Regions from separate parts of the Homo sapiens genome. Here region 2 is linked to region 1. Evidence: chromatin contacts called from ENCODE Hi-C data. All regions are on one chromosome and are shown on one strand. The core of a region is the stretch at or near the end of the contact, and the rest is flanking DNA. Distances in the headings are between cores, read along the strand shown. Region 1 holds the start of SMIM24 (small integral membrane protein 24). Region 2 holds the start of PIAS4 (protein inhibitor of activated STAT 4).

What was found. Hi-C counts contacts between places; a loop is a spot of excess contacts on that map. Pooled maps may share reads with other maps.
Region 2: a pooled map shows a loop between it and region 1 (5-fold over the local background). The contact joins the promoter of PIAS4 here to the promoter of SMIM24 in region 1. A Hi-C loop is called at or near these places in 1 of 50 pooled maps.

Annotation. Positions count from the first base shown.
Region 1 is chr19:3,479,174-3,485,902 of GRCh38, forward strand. It overlaps SMIM24 (small integral membrane protein 24), which reads right to left and starts at 1,352. Exons shown (of 4, transcript NM_001136503.2): 1 at 1,224-1,352. The coding sequence starts at 1,290. SMIM44 (small integral membrane protein 44) reads right to left here and starts at 4,268. Exons shown (of 2, transcript NM_001395954.1): 1 at 4,029-4,268; 2 at 2,937-3,878. The coding sequence starts at 4,230. The coding sequence ends at 3,631. LOC105372246 (a long non-coding RNA gene) reads left to right here and starts at 3,805. Exons shown (of 5, transcript XR_936264.2): 1 at 3,805-4,113. RefSeq lists an enhancer at 4,046-4,584 and silencers at 5,917-5,966, 5,977-6,026.
Region 2 is chr19:4,005,601-4,012,037 of GRCh38, forward strand. PIAS4 (protein inhibitor of activated STAT 4) reads left to right here and starts at 2,136. Exons shown (of 11, transcript NM_015897.4): 1 at 2,136-2,187. The coding sequence starts at 2,161. RefSeq lists enhancers at 1,162-2,053, 1,570-1,699, 2,054-2,944 and silencers at 1,900-2,199, 2,230-2,289.

The DNA.
Region 1 (6,729 bases), core at 102-2,601:
GAAGGGGGGCTTAGAGGGGACGGAGTTTACAAATCAGGAGGGCTCAGAAGGGGCGGGGCTTATAATGCAGGCAGAGGCTCAGGGGGAGGGGCTTATAAAGGCGGACCTCAGAAGGGCGGGGCTTATGACAAAGGAGTGGCTCAGGGGTGGGGTTTATAAAGGAGAACAAGCTCAGGGGAGGGGCTTATGAAGGAGGAGGTGGCTCAGATGGGGAGGGCTTATAAAGAAGAGTCTGGGGGGTTGGGGCTTACAACAGAGGAGCTGTTGGGGGGAGCTTATAAAAGGAGGCAGAGGCTTAGAGGGAGGGGCTTATAAAGGAGGAGCTCAGAGGGGAGGTGCTTATAAGGGGAGAGGGTCTCAGAGTGGGAGGGGCTTATAAAGGCGGCAGAGGCTCAGGAGGAGGGGCTTATAAAGAAGGAGGAGCTCAGAGGGGAGGGGCTTACAACAGACGAGGGGCTCAGGGAGGGGTCTATAAAGGATGAGTGAGAAGGAGGGGCTTACAGAGGAGGAAGAGGCTCAGATGGGGAGGGGCTTGTGAACTAGGGGGCTCAGAGTGGGAGGGGCTTGTAGAGGAGGCAGAGGCTCAGGGGGAGGGGCTTATAAAGAAGGAGGAGCTCAGAGGGGAGGGGCTTACAGAGGAGGAGGGACTCGGGGAGGGGTTTATAAAGGAGGGAGAGTGAGAAGGAGGTGCTTACAAAGGAGGAAGGGGCTCGGATGGGGAGAGGCTTGTGAACTAGGGGGCTCAGAGGGAGAGGGGCTTATAGAGGAGGCAGAGGCTCAGGGGGAGGGGCTTATAAAGAAGGAGGAGCCCAGAGGGGAGGGGCTTACAGAGGAGGAGGGGCTCGGGGAGGGGTTTATAAAGGAGGAGGAGTGAGAAGGAGCGGTTCACAAAAGAGGCGGGGACTCAGATGGGGAGGGGCTTGTAAAGGAGGCCCGAGCTCAGAGTGGGGCCGAGCTCAAGGCGGGGGGTTCAGCCAGGTGTGCTCAGAAGGGCTGGAGAGGGGAAAGGCTCGGGTGGGCGGTGGGGGGTCCCTTACAGAGGAGGGCAGAGCCCAGCGAGAGGGAGGCCGGGCGGTACTGCGGGGGTTGAGAAGGGCCTCCAAGCCACTCTTCCTTTTCTTCCTGCCCCCTCTCCTTTTTCTCGCCATGGAAAATTGGGAGATGGTGATCACCTGACCAACTCCCCTATCCCGCGACGCCCCCTCCCGCCCCCCTGCACCTACCCTGCTGGGCCTCCACCGGGGAGAGGAGCAGAAACTCCAGCACCAGAAGGGCCCCCAGGGTCTCCATGACGGTCGAGTGAGCCAGCAGCCAGCCAGCGGCGGTCCCGGGTCGGCGTCCACAGGTTTGGTGTGGGCGAGGCCCTGCCTCCCCGTGATAAGGCACAGGCGGTCCCCGGGCGGGGGATGCCTGAGACCTGGGAGCGGGGCCCGCCCCTGGCACCACCTGATTGGGCATCCTGCCCCTCCCCTGCCAGCTCCTGCCCCATCGCTCTCCCTCCGGGAGGCCAGACTCTGGACCTGTGTAACAATTAACTGAGGGAGTCCCTCCTCCCTGCACCCTGCCCTGGGGACCATCAGCCTCAGGGCCACCCCTTTGTGATCCCTGCTGCAGGGGCTGAGCTGAGATGGCTGCGACCTCCCGTCCCGGCCCAGGCCCCGTGCCACTCTGGACACAGGGGGAACTCACAAATACAACTGGAATATCTTAAGAAGGGTGCGCCCACCCAGTGCCTCACACCTGTAATCCCACTACATTGAGAGGCCAACGCGGGCAGATCCTTGAGCCTAACCTGGGCAACTTAGTCAAGCCCTACCTCTACAAAAATAGAAAAATTAGCCAGGCGCGGCGGGCACCTGCAGGCCCAGCTACTAGGGTGTGCTGAAGTGGGAGGATCACTTGAGCCCAGGAGTTTGAGGCTGCAGCCAGTTATGGCCGCACCACCGCACTCCAGCCTGGGTGACAGAGGAAGACCCTGTCTCAAAGGAAATAAAAAAAATTAGAAATACAAAGAGTTACCAAGGCTGGGTACAGTGTCTCACGCCTGTAATCCCAGCACTCTGGGAGGCTAAGGCGGGAGAATCGCTTGAGGCCAGGAGTTCCAGACCAACCTCCTCCCGTCTCTAAAATAAAAAATGTAAAACTTAGCTGAGCATGGTGGCCTGCACCTGTAGTCTCAGCTACTCAAAGAGACTGAGGTGAGAGGATCGCTTGAGCCCAGGAGTTCGAGGCTGCAGCGAGCTACGACTGCACCACTGCATGCACCACCGCACTCCAGCCTGGGCAACAGAACAAGACCTTGTCTCTCAAAGCAAATTTGAGAGTCACCTTTTGTGCTCTCAGAGTACACATGAGGCTCCGTGCTCGGCAATTTCACAGATCGCATTTCCTTTTCTTAACACCCCGTGAAATGGTGCCGGTCTCATTGTGCCCAGGAAAGTCAAGGTCACGCAGCAGGTCTGACCTGGGATTTGAAGCCGGGTCTGCCTCGCCCCCAGCTTATCCTGCCTCGCCCAGGCTCTTGGCCCCTGAGGACCCACAAGCAGCCATGGGAGCACACAGGGACAGGGAAGGTGTGCAGAGGCCACATGCCCGTGGTCCACCTGCAAACCGGGACGCTCTCACGTGGGGATGCCCGGGAGCGTTGATGACTCAGGCTCCAGGCTCTCCTGTCCTCAACCTTGGTCCCTCGGCTGATTAGATAGTGGGCCCTGCCCGGGCGAAGGGGGACCCCGCCCCAGCTGACACGGGAGCAGCCATGGCCCAGACGAGTGGTAGGAAGGCCCGGCGTCATCGCACAGGTGTTTATGGAGCGCCTGCTGAGTCGCTGTCACTTCCTCTCTTCCGGAGGTCTGCGGATGACCGCTGAGCAGACCGGCCACTCAGCAGGATGGGGCTCACACATCCCAGCCCCAGGATGGCCACAGGTCTGCTTGAACCAGCCAGGCAGGCATCTATTAAACTCTGACTGTGTATCCCGTCTTGTGCAGGGCTTGGAAGAGAAGGAGGCCTTGGTGCTGTCTGGGAGCTCTCGATCTGATTAGGAAGTCAGGACCACCCCCCAGAGACAAGCAAACCCAGCAGCCGAGGCGGGGGCTGGAGAAGATTTGGAGGTAGGGGAGCCCAGCAGAGGGGGTGGGGGCAGGACCCGCCTTGGAGATCCTGCCCTCCAAAGTCAGTCAGTTGTCTGGGCTTTTTCTGAGAAAAGCACTCTGTGCTCTGAGACCTTGGCGAAGCCACTTCATCACTGCGTGCCTCGGTTTCCCCATCTGTTAAGTGGGGGCGATCAGTCCTACCTCGGAGGATTAAATGAGATACTGCATAGAAAAAGCCTGCTCTGCACAGCAGCAGGTACACGCTAAGCACTCGGTAAGGTTGGCCGATAATATTACAACGTTTTAAATCGCCCTAGTGTTTCTAATTCACAGTTTGCTGACGGCTTGGCTGAGGCTGAGCCGGGCAGGCTCTGCGTATGTGAAAGTCGCCAGCGTCCAACCCCCGGAACCTGCCGGCTGGGAAGGAGAAAGCCGTCCGCTGCGACCGGGCAGCTCAGGGTTTGCAGAAAGGGCTCCGGCGCGCGTAAGTTCTGTCTACACGACCGCCAAAGCGTCCGGAACCCGGATTCAGGATTCAAGTTGCCATCAGCTTCCAGAAGGAGCTTCGGGATGGGGGGTCCTTGAAGGCAATGGAGGGGCGGCGGGGCTCCGGGGGAGGCGGGGGTTCAGAGGGGGCTCCCTCCCCACCCCCGCCGGCGTCCTCCTCGCCCTGCCAGGCCAGGGCCAGCTGCAGGTCCAGCCCCTCCAAGTCCTCGCCGGTCAGGCTGGGGCGCAGCTCCCGGGGTGCGGCCTCCTGGTCTGGCTTCGGGCCAAACGCCCAGTCTGCGGCAAGGGAGCTGGTGAGGCAACTCCCCGGCCCCGGCCACCCTCCTCTGTCCCCTCCTCAGCTAGGAGAAGCACTAGGATCCCCTGACCACCCACCCAGGGTGACCCAGCATCGGCCCCAGCTGGGTTTCGGTGGGGGCAGCTCACCGGCCAGGTCGTGGGCGAGGTCTTTGATGAGGTGCCCGACGATGGCGTAGGCGACGGCCACCACCACCAGCGCGGCCAGCAGCAGGTACAGCACGTACCTGGGCAGGCGGATGCTGTCCAGGGGCGGCGGCCGGTACTCCTCGTACAGCGGCGGGGACGGGCTCCAGCCCTCGGCCTCCCCCTCGGCCGCCAGCCCCGGCATGGTGTCCGCCCGGCACAGGGGAGGCCCGGAGGTGACCCACACAGCGGAAGTATTAAGGGGCTTTGAGCTAAGAGGATTGGGCGGCTGCCCCACGGCCACCATCTGCCTGGGTTAATCACATTGTAAATCACTTCCGCCCACCCGCAACCTACCTGCTCAGCTCCAGCCACGACTCTGCCCAGCCGTCCCCACCTCGGGGCCTCCGCACCTGCGCTTCCTTCTCCCAGGAACGCCCTGCCCAGATTTCCTCATGGCCGGCTCACTCTCTTCATTCATTCATCTTTTTAATTCTTATTATTTTATTTTATTTATTTAATTTTTCTTGAGACGGAGTTTCACTCTTGTCACCCAGGCTGGAGTGCAAAGGCGAGATCTCAGCTCACTGCAACCTCTGCCTCCCGGGTGCAAGTGATTCTCCCACCTCAGCCTCCGGAGTAGCTGGGATTACAGGTGCCCGCCACTATGCCTGGCTAATATTATTATTATTTTTGAGACAGGGTCTCGCTCTGTCGCCCTGAGTGCTGGAGTGCAGTGACGCGATCATAGCTCACTGCACCCTCAACCTCCTGGGCTCAAGCGATCCCCCCGCCTCAGTCTCCCAAGTAGCAGGAACTACAGGTCCTCGCCACCGTGCCTGGCTCTTCATTCATTCATCGAATATGTATTGAGCAGCGACTATGGCTGGGCACTCTCTTAGGTGCTGGGACACAGCTATGAGTAAGAAAGACCAGGCCGGGCGCAGGAGCTCACGCCTGTAATCCCAGCACTTTGGAAGGCCGAGGTGGGCGGATCACTTGAGACAGGAGTTTGAGACCAGCCCGGCCAACATGGTGAAACCCTGTCTCTACTAAAAATGCAAAACCTAGCTGGGCGTGGTGGCGGGCGCCTGTAGTCCCAGCTACTCGGGAGGCTGAGTCAGGAGAATCGCTTGAACCTGGGAGGTGGAGGTTGCAGTGAGCCGAGATCATCCCACTGCACTCCAGCCTGGGCAACATAGCGAAACTCCGTAACAAAAAAAAAAAAAAAAAAGAAAGACCAAAACCTGACATTCCAGGGAGGGAGATGGATGCTAAGAAAGAAACATAACCTTAGAGTAAATGATATATTAGGTTAGAAAGGGAGGTGTGGCTGGGCGCCGTGGCTCACGCCTATAGTCCCAGCACTTTGGGAGGCTGAGGCAAGAGGATCACTTGATCCAGAAGTTCAAGATCTCTCTGGGCAACATAGCAAGACTGCATCTCTACAAAAACTTTAAAAACTAGCCAGGCGTGGTGAGTGCCTGTAGTCCCAGCTACTCAGGAGGCTGAGGTGGGAGGATTGCTTGAGCCCAGGAGTTCAAGGCTGCAGTGAGCTATGATTGCACCCCTGTACTACAACCTGGGTGACAGAGTGAGACTATCTCAAGAAAAAAAAAAAATTGGGCTGCCAAGGCATCACTGAGGAGGTGACATTTGAGCAAAGACCTGGAGGAAAAAGGGAACCAGCCATGGGAGATCCAGGGGAAAGAGAGTTCCAAGCAGAGGGCACAGCCCCTGCAAAGGCCCTGGGGCAGGACTGTGCCTGGCGTGTTGGAGGAACAGTGAGGAGGCCAGTGTGGCTGGAGCAGAGTGAGCCGGGGGAGTGGGGGGGAGGGGAGGATGGGGAGCTGTCAGGGCAGGTCCTGCAGGGCCGTGTAGACTGTGAGGAAGACTTCGGCCTAGACCCTGAGGAATGTGGGAGCCATGGAGGGCTGTGGGCAGAGGAGGGATGGGTCCGGACCCAGGTGCTCACAGGTGCCCCCTGGTGGCTGCTTTGGGGAGAACGGACTATGGGGGCCAGAGGAGGAGCCAGGAGGGGACTGAGCTGGTCCTAGTGGAAGGAAAGTAGGCAGATTTGAGATGGACATTTTTTTTTTTTTTTTTTTTTTTTGAGACAGGGCCTTGCTCTGTCACCCAAGCTGGAGTGCAGTGGTGCAGTGGTGGGATCTTGGCTCACTGCAGCCTTGACTGCCCAGGCTCAAGCGATCCTCCTGCCTCAGCCTCCTGAGTAGCTGGGACTACAGGTCTGTGCCCCCACACCTACCTAATTTTCTGTATTTTTTTTTATAGGAACAGGGTCTCACTATGTTGCCCAGGCTGCTCTTTAACTCCTGGGCTCAAGCGATCCTCCTGCCTCAGCCTCACAAAGTGCTGGGATTACAGGCATGTGCCACCGCACCCAGCCTTGGGATCGATTTTTCATTAAAAAAATCTGTTTTTAGACTAAATGCCTGCAATGATGGTGTTGCCATTTCCTGAGTTAGGAACATTGCAGAGGAGAAACCTGGGGAGAAACACAAGGAATTCCAAGTAGCCAGGGGCCAGGGAAGCCAGGACAAGGCAGTAGGAGGTGGTGGTGAGGAAGACCTGGGTTCAAATCCCAGCTCTGCCCGTCACAGCATGACCTTGGCTCTCCAGGGTTCCCTGGCTTCTCTCTACAATGGGGTGGGTAAAGTTTCCTGGGGTGTTGGGAGGAGGAAAT
Region 2 (6,437 bases), core at 886-3,385, 530 kb after region 1:
ACTCCTCCTGGAAAGAAAGGGAGAGAGAGAGAGAGAGAGAGAGAGAAAGAAAGAGAGAAAATAAAATAAAAGAGAAAATGGGCTGATAGGGCTCCCTCCTGGTTTTCCCAAAGGTCAGATAACAACTTAGCTTCGTCATTGTGACTTAGAATCTGAGTGTGACTAGCTGCATTTTGTTTATTCCTGTGTCTTGGTGCCTAGCACAAGAGTTTAGTCTAAAACAACCGCCTCCTATAATTTTGTCGCCCAGGCTGGAGTGTAGTGGCATGATCAAAGCTCACTGCAGCCTCCAACTCCTGGGCTCAAGCGATCCTCCTGCCTCAGCCTCCTAAGTAGCTGGGACCACAGGCGCACACTCCTACGTCTGGCTCTTTACTTAAAATTTTGGTATTTCAGGCCGGGTGCGGTGGCTAACACCCATGATCCCAGCACTTTGCGAGGCCGAGGCCGGTGGATCACCTGAGGTCAGGAGTTCATAGACCAACCTGACCAACACAGTGAAACTCCATCTCTACTAAAAATACAAAAATCAGCTGAGCGTGGTGGTGCCCACCTGTAGTCCCAGCTACTCGGGAGGCTGAGGCAGGAGAATCACTTGAACCCGGGAGGCAGAGGATGCACTGAGCCGAAATTGCGCCACTGCACTCCAGCCTGGCGCCACTGCACTCCAGCCTGGTGACAAAGCAAGACTCCGTCTAAAAAAAAAAAAATTAGCTGGGTATGGTGGTGCATACCTGTAATCCCAGCTACTCGGGAGGCTGAGGCAGGGGAATCGCTTGAACCCAGGAGGCAGAGGTTGCAGTGAGTGGAGATCGCTCCATTGCACTCCAGCCTGGGCAACACAGCAAGGCTCTCAAAAAAAAAAAAAAAAAAGGCTGGGCATGATGGCTCATGCCTGTAATCCTAGTACTTTGGGAGGTTGAAGCGGGCAGATCACTTGAGGTCAGGGGTTGCAGAAAAGCCTGGCCAAAAAAAAAATTAGCTGGGCGTGGTGGCAGTCGCCTGTAATCCCACCTACTTGGGAGGCTGAGGCAGGAGAATCCCTTGAACCCGGGAGATGGAGGTTGCAGTGAGCTGAGATCGCGCCATTGCACTCCAGCCTGGGCAACAAGAGTAAAACTCCGTCTCGAAAATAAATAAATAAATAACAATTTGGTATTTCATCCATCATGGACTCTTTTGCACTGATTTTTTTATGTTTAAAGTGTTGGACTAGCCAGGTGTGGTGACTCGCGCCTGTAATCCCAGCACTGTGGGAGGCCCAGACAGAAGGATCATTTAAGCCCAGACATTCGAGACCACCCTGGATAACATAATGAGATCCTCGTCTCTACAAAAATAAAAATAAAAAATAAATTGCACTAAAATACTTGATTATTGAAGTTTGAAATCCACTTCTACGGGCACGAAGCCACTTAGCTCCAAAGCCAAGGAGCGCTTTGGAGAAGAGGTCCCAACTGGTGCAGATCCAAGGTTTCCCATGGGTGGGGAGGCAGGATGGGGGGGGCGCCTGCAAAGAGGTGAGGGCTGTACGATCTCCAAGGAATTTGGGAGCAGGGGTCCCGCTTTTCTCCGCCGGGCGCCCCCAGCCAGCTGGTTGCCGAGCCCACGCCCCATCTGCACACCAGGACCCGGATGTGCAGCGCGCGGGGTGTCTGGGCCCGTGGAGCCTGCACCGCGCTGCGCTGCAAGGCGCCTCACTGTACGCACTGGCGGCCGTTGCGGCGGAGCAACCATCCCCTGCCCGACGCCGCCGGGAGTCTGGAGACGCACCTGGCGGCCGCCGCGCGCAGGAAGCCACGGCACCTAGCTGCATTGTTGTCGCTGCCACCGCCCCCTCTCGCCTTCCCTCCCTAGAGGAAACCGAGCACCCGTCCCCACCTGCGCAGGGCTAGTACCACTTTAAGGAGTCAGGCGCCGCCGGGGTAGGCGTGGTCGCCGCGAGCGGGGGGGGGGGCGCTGGTGTAGGACGGACCTGATTGGCCGGAGGCCCGGGCGGTGGCCGCGCGCGCCTGCGCAGGAGGCAGCAGCGCGCACCGGCGGCGGGAGGAGCGCGCGCGGGTGCTAATTGGCCCGGGCGGCGGCCCCGCCCGCGAGTGGTGAGCGGTCACGTGACGCGACGGCTGGGGGCTCCCGGCGCGGGGGACGCTGGTGACCAAGATGGCGGCGGAGCTGGTGGAGGCCAAAGTGAGTGAGCGGTGGCGGCGCCGGCCGGGGCAAGTGGGCGAGAGGGCGGGGGCCGGGCCGCAGGTCGAGGTCTGCGCCTTCTGTCCGGGGCCCCACAGCGCGGCCGGCCCGCGGCTCGCCGTCCCGGCCCCCAGACCCCGACCCCCGGTCTCAGGGTGAGGGCGGGGGGCGGGGAGGCCGGGGGCGGGGCCCTCCTGCCTCACCCAGGTCTTCGCGCCGGGGGTCGCTCCCCCGGCTTCAGGCAGGGTCCCCCCACCCAGCCCGAGCCCTTAGGGTCCCGGTCCCTGAGCGCCAGGCCAGGGCCGCGCCTCCCGGTTGAGGCACCGTCCCGCCGGGATGCGGGACGTGTTGAGCTACTCGTTGCCCTCTTGGTTCCGAGCCGGGGTCCTTGCTTTTTGGCTGGTGTGTTGGGGGGAGTGTCTGCGCCTCCCCGCCCACAGGGCTCCCAGGACTGCTATCTGGGTCTCGTCCCCGCCCAACAGGCCAGGCTGGGGTTTGCGAGTCTCCTGCTCGGAAGGGTCCCCCGAGTCCTGGATAGTGTCCTGCCACCGTCCAGGTGGAGGAGTCAGGGCCCTGAGACCACCCCCAAGACACGGCACGTCCTCTTGGGGTCTGGAGTTCAGGCTCGGTCTTGAGCCCCTCTTCAGCTCCTGCATTGGTCCCAGAACCCCGCCCCCTTCCCGACACCGTCTCTCACACGCCGGAGTGGGCGCTTGGGGGAAGGCTGGGCCCTCCCTTTCCCTCCCCATAGGATGGAGTTCGGACCACTCTTCTTGGTCACAGACCTTCTTTATTCTCCTTTTTTTAATCTTAAATCCTGGACTGTGCTTTGGTCCTACCTCGTTCCTCTCGGGACAGAATCTGAGGCTACTGATTCTGCTTCAGGGGGCTCTAAACCTCACCTGTGCAGCATCAGATACTGTCCTCAAACCTTGGCTGCTTCTCCTATTTTCTGCTCTTGAGCGAGTCTACTTCTTAGGTCAGACACCCACCCTCCCCCTACACAGCCCCCAGAACTTTTATGCACCCCAACTTTGGTTTCTAAGGTCCCCTCTCTTTCTGCCTATTCTCTTTTGTTGATCTCTGGAGGGTCCCCACTGGGTCCAAGGCTGGCCTCTTTAGAACAACTGTTGCTGCTGCTCTATTATACTTTGGGTCCTGTCCAGGTCCCATGTCCCATAGATACCATCTCCTAGCTTGGAACCACTTTTAATCATCCTGGGATTGAGCTCAGAGTATCCCCATTCCAGGGGATGTACCTTCTTGTAGGTGCCTACCTAGAGCTGAGGGTCTAAAACCCTTAGAAGTGCCCGCAAGGCCACGGCTTCCGGGGAGGTTAGGGGACCTCTCCCTCCCCCATCCCCTTTCACATCTTCCCTCCCCACGGTCCTGACCTGTACGTATCTTCTTCTCGGTCCTCTCACATTACCCCCTGGGATCTGAAAACACAGCACTCAGGGCTCTGTGATTATAGCATATACCTCTCTTCGCCTCCCAACCCTACACCCCTGCGCACACTTCTGCTCCTCTCTAGAGTTTTGAAAAGTGGAGACTCGCCCTGGAGATGTGGAGGCCTGAACTCTGTAAACCCAAAGTGGCAGGCTCTGGGCTTGAAGTGTCCTGGAGTCCTGAAATGTAACCTCCCGTTTCGGGGCTTGGAGCTGTGACCCTGGACCCCAACCCCCACCCTGGCTGAGGGCAGGGTCTGCACTCTTTTGTACCATCCAGGCCTTGAAATATGATCTGATGAACTTTCCTTAACCCTCTGGTGGCTGGGCCCCCCCCCACCCCAATTAAATCAAGTTGACCCTTCTTTCAGGTTCTCTAAACCGTGAGCCTCCATTCAAGGGGGCCTGGACCCTGGGGAACCTTCTTTCTCCTTGAGTCTGTTGCTACCTCTCCAAGTACCTTAAATGTCATTGAAACATCCCCTTCTTTACAGGGGCCTTCCCCAGCCTGTCATATTCATGGCTGCAGATTCTGTCTTTTGGGGTGCATCACAGACTGCTCGGAGGGGCGAATGTTGGGGGTTTGTTGGTGAACTTTGAAATCTGAGACTCTCAGCTTGAGGCCTGCAGGCGGGTTTGGGGCAGGGGTGTCTGTGAGCTCCCTGAAATAGTCCACAGCGTTTCGCACAGATCTCCGCTTTCCTGGAGAGAGGCGCCTTCCTGAGCTACCCCCGGTGCTCTGAGGGGCCTATGCTGGAGGAAAGGTTCAGCGCAGCTGCTGTGTCTCGGCTGATGTCTCCCCATGCGACTTCCAGGCAAGCCTGGAGTTGAAACTCTGGAAGCTGCCGGGGCCTGGCACTGTTTATAAACACAGCTCTGACGGCAAGCAGGTCAGCTTGAAGCCAGGGCAGGAAGTGATCTTGGGGCATTTGGGGCTTCTTCCTGAATGCTTGTCCCCCCCGCACTCCCTCCAGTGTCAAGGGCAGGCTCCTCCGAGGTGGCAGCTGCTGGGAAATCTGAGTCGTGAACATATGGCCACCTAAGGGGTGTGCTCCGGGAAGCGGGAGCTGCGGCTCCACTGTCCAGCCTGGGTGGGGCAGGGGCTCCCGGGGTGCGAGGATGTCAGCAGGTTCCCCAGCCCACCTGCCTTCGGCCAGTCTGCCAGTGTGAAGTGTCCACATGACATCGTCTCTCCCTGCTAAGGCTTTGGGCCACTTCCAGAAGAAACATCTTGTCTGCAAGCCTTTTTGTTTTCTGCACAAGGTAGGAAGTCAGGCCAAGGGAGATGAGGCATTTTTGTTTTCAAAGCATCCCTGACTCTCAGGCCCAGCAGACCATGCAGGTCCCCATAGCCAGTGTGCTGGTGAGTGAGGGTCCCCCGGGCAGCAGACGGGAACACCCTTGGGAGGCCAGAGGCCGAGGGGCCGATGCCAGTCCCACGCATGTACTAGGGAGGCTCTGGGCCAGCCTCTTCCCTCTGTGAGCCTCGGTTTCCTCACCTACACGATGGGTGTCCTCATTGTGAAATTAGCGACACAGGCCTTGCTGGTGCCTGGTAGGGAGCAAGACGCTGGCATCCCGATTCTTTACAGTCACGGGGCCCCGCAGCCCTGATATGGGAAGAGGCTTCTCCCGAGGCTCTTTGGGCAGGGCTGGGCCGCCTGCACGTGTGTCCCTGTCATTTTGAGCCTGGACAGCCTCTCCGTCTCCAACAGGACCCTGGCCCGATACAGCTGGAAGAAATCAGAGCTGACAGATGAGGACCCGACAGTGGGCCCCGGCTGCTGCAGCTTTGGTGCTGAAATGTGCGGCTAGGCTCCTGGTCTCACCCTGGGGCAGCCAGGAGCCGGAAACCTCAGCGCCTCCTGGCACGGAGGCTGCAGTTTACATACCCCACTGGGACTGCCTCTGGCTTCGACCCTCAGGGTCTTTCGAGTGGAGTTTGAATGGTTTATTGGTTTCTTCGGGTACCCGCCAGCTTTCCTTAACACCCTTGACGCTTGAGCTTTCTCCCCATTCCTCCTGGAAGCTACTGTTTCCCACCACATCTCATTCATCCCAGGCCAGCTTCAGGGCTAAGGGTGGGTGGCCCTGAAACCCTGCCAGCCCATCCCTCGAGGACACCTGGCTTCTGCAGCCTGTTGAGGAGCCTTCCTTCCCCTTCAGGGTCCTACCCCTCATGGAGGTCAGGCCACTGCCAGTCTACCCCACCTCAAACACCAGGGTCAGCTGGGCTCTGCTGTTTGGTTTTTATTTCGCTGGAGAGGCCCGGCCAGGCGATGAGGGCCAGGTCCTGCCAAGCCTCATTTGTCGCTTTGACCCAGGTCCTGCAACAGCCCCTGTGGCTGCTATCTTCCCCTTGGACCGGTCCCCCAGGGACTCAGGGCAACGTGTGGAGGTGTGTTTGGTGTGGAGGTGTGTTTGGTGTGGAGGTGTGGGGGGTGTGGAGGTGTGTGGGGTGTGGAGGTGTGTGGGGTGTGGAGGTGTGTGGGGTGTGGAGGTGTGTGGGGTGTGGAGGTGTGTGGGGTGTGGAGGTGTGTGGGGTGTGGAGGTGTGTGGGGTGTGGAGGTGTGTGGGGTGTGGAGGTGTGTGGGGTGTGGAGGTGTGTGGGGTGTGGAGGTGTGTTTGGTGTGGAGCTGTGGGGTGTGGAGGTGTGGGGGGTGTGGAGGTGTGTGGGGTGTGGAGGTGTGTGGGGTGTGGAGGTGTGTGGGGTGTGGAGGTGTGTGGGGTGTGGAGGTGTGTGGGGTGTGGAGGTGTGTGGGGTGTGGAGGTGTGTGGGGTGTGGAGGTGTGTGGGGTGTGG